2 separate regions of the Homo sapiens genome follow, and region 1 is linked to region 2. A link is a loop called in an ENCODE intact Hi-C map of the cell type or tissue named here. Cell type or tissue: gastrocnemius medialis. All regions are shown on one strand. Region 1 has its middle 9.4 kb from the start of ABLIM2. Region 2 overlaps ABLIM2 (actin binding LIM protein family member 2).

The links. A loop is a pair of places that touch in the nucleus more often than their neighbours do. Peaks named below come from ENCODE experiments on the same cell type or tissue, not always from the same donor. Only the 100,000 strongest peaks of a DNase experiment are listed, where the experiment ranks them.
Region 1: it touches region 2 in a loop (6-fold over the local background); 4 of 110 quality-filtered maps call a loop at or near these places.

The regions. Positions count from the first base shown.
Region 1 is chr4:8,166,966-8,169,465 of GRCh38, forward strand. No RefSeq gene overlaps it. Among named protein-coding and RNA genes, the nearest start is that of ABLIM2, 9.4 kb to the left of the region's middle. In gastrocnemius medialis, a CTCF peak has its summit at 1,475 (motif pointing left); DNase peaks (open chromatin) are centred at 2,086 and 2,416; H3K27ac peaks cover 2,500 bases.
Region 2 is chr4:8,100,024-8,102,523 of GRCh38, forward strand. The region is part of intron 2 of ABLIM2 (actin binding LIM protein family member 2); the gene reads right to left. Among named protein-coding and RNA genes, the nearest start is that of ABLIM2, 58 kb to the right of the region's middle. In gastrocnemius medialis, no CTCF peak of the experiment used is centred here; DNase peaks (open chromatin) are centred at 28 and 1,438; H3K27ac peaks cover 2,500 bases.

The DNA.
Region 1 (2,500 bases), 67 kb after region 2:
ACCACCCATCCACCCATCCATCCATCTGCCACCCATCCACCATCCACCCACCATCCATCTGTTTCTATCAGTACTATTTCTCTGGAGAAGCCAGACTGATATACTTTCCAAATCTATAATTCCCTGGGCTCCCTGGCACCATGACTTGAAGGCCCCTGGCTGAGCTCAGCCTGTCCTAAGCTCCTCCCAGCTCCAGAAACGGCACCTGCTGCCACCCTATTGCTCTCCCTGACTCCTGAGAACCCCTCTGGGAGACTTCTCTTCCTGCTCCATCACATTAGTCCAACCCCAGGTCCTGCCTCCAAGTCCTTCCACAGCGTAGTTAGACACAAGTGCAGGCACCTTCTCCTGCTCTCTTTGCTCCTACTCCCCCCACCCCCATTCCTTCTCCTGCAGCCAGAGGGATTTGCTAAATGAAAGCTAATTCCACTCCATCACACCCCTGCCTGCCAGGGGCCTCCCTCTCCTCCTCTGCCTGGCCAAATTCTCTTCACTCTTTAAGGATCAGCCCAGGCATCGTCTCCTCCTAGAAGTCCTCCCTGGCCCCTGGCTAAATTGTGCAAACCCCCGGTTTCCATGAGTCCTGGGACTTCCTCTTTTACAGGCTGGTCACTTGGGATTGTCATTGATTGTTTCCTTGTCTGTGTCCCTAACTAAACAGTGAGCTTTGAGTACTATGAGCTTCTCTGAGGAAAGCTGAGATTTAAAAGGGCCAAGGTAATGGGACAGGTAAAGGATGGGTCGAGAAAATCCAGGAAGGCCTGCGTGTTTTACTTGACTTTTTGATTGCAGTACCTGGAACATTAAAAATTGAATGCTTTTATCCTATCTTGTTCTAAAGAGTATATGGGGCTTCTTACAAAGGAAGCCTTACTATAGAAAGATCTTTTTAAAAGCTGGTAAGAAAACTAGAGTTAAGGAAAACTACATAGATTAGGAGGAAGTTGGGGCTGAGGTCAAGCCCTGGAATCTCTGCCGTGGGTGGTGACACAGCCCAGGGCAGCCCCTCCTTCCTCTCTGTACTGCCCAGCAGCCCCAGCAGAGAGAGGAACAGGGTCAGTTACATAATTCTCTGTGTCCACAGGATTAGAAGAATTGCTGAGAAGAAGCATGCTTCCCAACTCTGAGACTTGAAGAACCTGCCTCTCTAGGTCCTGTGGGGTGAGGCCAGTCTGGCTTCCCCCACAGCCCACAGCCAACACAGCGTGCATCTCAGAGCACTCCTTCTCCTAACCATCCCTTCCTTCCTGTCCCTTTTTGTCACTGGATGCAGAGACCAGGGGACTTACTGTGCATACAGTAGGTGATGAGCAACCATCTAAAAGGAACCTAGTTGTATAATGAAGTGGTATTTTTAACATAAAAGTTACCTATAATTTCATGGAGAAAATATGTGATCATCTACATTTCTCAGGATGCCAAGGCAAATGAGCTTTTTTTTTTTGATTTTGCTGCCCCCTGATGGCAGAGTACCCTAATTGCAGGCATACTATCAAGGATCAGAAGTCCCCTCCATCCCACCAGTGACACCCAGACTGTGAAAAGTGGGCAGACACTGCCCTCATCAAAGATCACCCAAACATCTGCCTTTGGCCAACACAAAGAGACAGACGGGAAGGGGTAGTTTCATGTAAGATCTTTAACCACCCTCCCTTCCTGATTTCTGAGGTCTTGGGTCCAGAGGCTGTGCAGGCTTATAACTGTGATCGCATTAAGCATATGAGTGTGGAGAAGGTGAGGCAGCCAGTCAGACACGCTGTAGTCTCTGTTTTTGGGTGGGTTGTTTACTTCACTCCCATTTCCCCTGCTCCCTGCTTTCTTGTAGCACCGCAGTTTTTTGTGCAGGAGCCACAACACCTACCCATGCAGTCCATGGACTTCTCAGTAAGTGAGAGTAAGTGAGCTGGACTCCACATCCAGCTCAGAAGGTTTTAATGAGTCTAAGGATGACCCCATCTCTGGAGACAGACAGGCTACATTAGTCAACATCCCTGGACACAAAGATTTGCTCCAGGAAAGGCATATGACCCAATTCGGCTCAATGGGGTGTGGTAGGTGGCTTGCTAAGAAAGGCTGGAAAGGGCATCTCCTGACCTTCAGGAGAGAGTTTGGAAGCTGCCCTCTCTCCTGCTCTGCATATTGCAGTGTGGGATGTATGCCAGGGACAGCTTGGGCAATTTTGTCTCCATGTGGGAAGTGAGCCTGAGAGTGAACCCAATTGTAAAGAAGTGGTCTCAGAGCCCCTGGATCAAGCCAGTCCTGAGGCCCACCTACCTATGGACTTCCCAGTCCATGAGCCAAGGAAGACTTTTTCATTTGAGCCACGTGGACTTGAGTACTTTATTATTTATAACACTCCACGAAGCCCCAAGTCATCAGTGTTTGTGATGTCACTGAAATGAATGCCAGTGGGCTTAAGTGTCCTTGGCATGGTCTCCCTCAAAATACCATGGCATTTGGTTTGCTTTTGGTTTAGAACACTGCAGGGGGCCCTCACCCC
Region 2 (2,500 bases):
GATGGGAGCACCATCCTTTGGGCACACGCTGTGTTCATTTACGAGAAACAGGCAGGAGAGGGTGGCGGCTGGGGGGAAAAGATGAATCAACATCACTTTCTGGAATATCATTTGGCACTGACTCTAAGGAATGTGAAAACTTTTCCCGCCCTTTGACCCAGCAGTCCCTCTCCTGGGATTGTCCCAAGGAAATGACCATGACTGTCACAGAAATTCAGTTGCAACAATGTTCCCTGCATTATGGGTACAGTAAAATGTTGTAAATAGATGCCTGGGCTTTAGAGTCAGGCAGCCTGGGCTTGAGTCCTTGCTTCTTCCACTTCCCAGCTGTGTGACCTTGACCAAGTTACTTACCCTCTCTGAACCTCAGAGTCCTCATGTGTAAAATAGAGTTAGCAATACTGATCTTGCATGGTGGCTGTAAGAAATCAGTGAGATGAAGGCAGGGTGCGGTGGCTCACACCTGAAATACCAGCACTTTGGGAGGCTGAGGGGGGCGGATCACCTGAGGTCAGGAGTTCGAGACTAGCCTGACCAACATGGAGGAACCTCGACTCCACTAAAAATGCAAAACTAGCTGGGTGTGGTGGTGCATGCCTATAATCCCAGCTACTCGGGAGGCTGCGGCAGGAGAATCACTTGAACCTGGAAGGCGGAGATTGCGGTGAGCCAAGATCGCGCCACTGCACTCCAGCCTGGGCAACAAGAATGAAACTCCATCTCAGGAAAAAAAAAAAAAAAAAAAAAAAGAAATCAATGAGATGAGGTCTAACAAGCTGATTAGCCCAGTGTCTGCCTGGAAATGATGTTGACATCCAACAGTGCAAGAGTGACGACTACATTTACTGTGGGGCATGCATTGGAAGGAATTTGGGAGGATATTGACATGAATGTGAGGAATCTGCATGGTGAGGAAAGTGCCCACACACTAAATTGAAGCGAACGAATCAGGTATACGGCATGCCTTCACATTTTAAAGAGACTCAGACCAGGGGAAAGCTGGGAGGAATATACACCCAGATGGGAACAGGGACCACCCAAGGTGCTGTCCACCCGCTGCTATTTTTCTATATTGGTGAGTGGAAGACGGAGATGCCAATTCACATCAAAACACAAGAAAACAGAGAACCCCAGGGGCCTGAGTGAGCCTTAACCTGGGCGAGGGCTCCAGGGCTGGCCGGGCATCGCAGCTCCGAGTCTTGGCCCAGCCCGGCTCAGGATCCCCTTCTGTGAATAACAGGGGGATGAGGCAGACGTCATCTGAGATTCCTCCTGCCGGGACTTTCACAACTCTGCCATGTGATCTTGACACTCGTGCCCTGTGCGGCTTAGGCTGTGCGGAACAAGGAGTGCCCTGGGCCAGGGCCAAGGCCCACCTGTCTAGAGCTTCCCTTTGATGCTGGAGGCCCAGGGCTGTTTCTCATAAACGCCTGGAACGCCCAGGAAGCACGTGTGCAGGCATCTTGCACCATTCCTTCATTCCTCCCAGACCGCCTAGAACAGGCGGCTATTTATAGTCCCAGATGGATGCATCCTCAGGGACAACTCCACCTGCCTTACATGCGCAGCTCACGGGCTCTCCTCCCGGACACACGTCCTTCCCTCCCTGCCTGTTTTCTTGGCTCTTGCTAACATTGTGGACTTGCTCAGTTCCACTTCCAATAGGACCAGAAAATGCCCGCTCTCCCGAGGGCACACATGGGTGTGGCCTCATCTTTTCATCATTGCATTAACAACACATCACAGTTAAAACATATTCCCAAAGCACAGAGCTCAGCCACCCTTTGAAGGCCAAGTAAACCAGATTTGTTTTTCCAGGCATTCTGTGCTATGCGTTTGACGTATTTATGTTCTGCATGTATTCCCATTTGTAGAGTAAGGACAGAGCCAGCTGGATCTCAAAGACATCCAGAATGAGACACCTTCACACCCCTCATCCCAGCCGCCATTGGCTCCAGCCTAGGTGCCCGCACCTGCCTCTAGCCTCCTCCCGACTCCCACCCTGGCCTCCCTGCACAAGCAAGCACCCAGAGATCCATGGAAACCTACAAGGATGGAGCAGGACCCTCCTCTGTGTTTCCTTGCTAGTGTCAAAGCCACGGTCTTTGCAGGGATGTAGAGGCTCTATCTCCCTAATCCCCTTGGTCATTCTGCTTCAGCCACATGGGCCTCCTGCTGTTTCCCAAGCCTGCCTGCTTCCGGGTCTCTGCACTGGCTGTTCCCTCTGGTGGGAATGCTCTTCCCTCATTAACTTCCTCACCTCCTTCCACCAGGCTTTGCCCAAAGGTCACCTCCTCCGTGAGGCCCAGCCTGACCACCCAGTTTGCATCTTTCCTTCCCTAGCAGGGCTCACTTTCTAGCACATGATGAAATTTGCTTATTTATTCTTTATCATGTTTATTATCTGTCTCCTTGCATTAGACCTGGTCCCCATCCCCATAACGGGATGTCTGTCTTGTTCATGGCTATCTCCCAAATACCCTGAACAGTGCCTGGCACA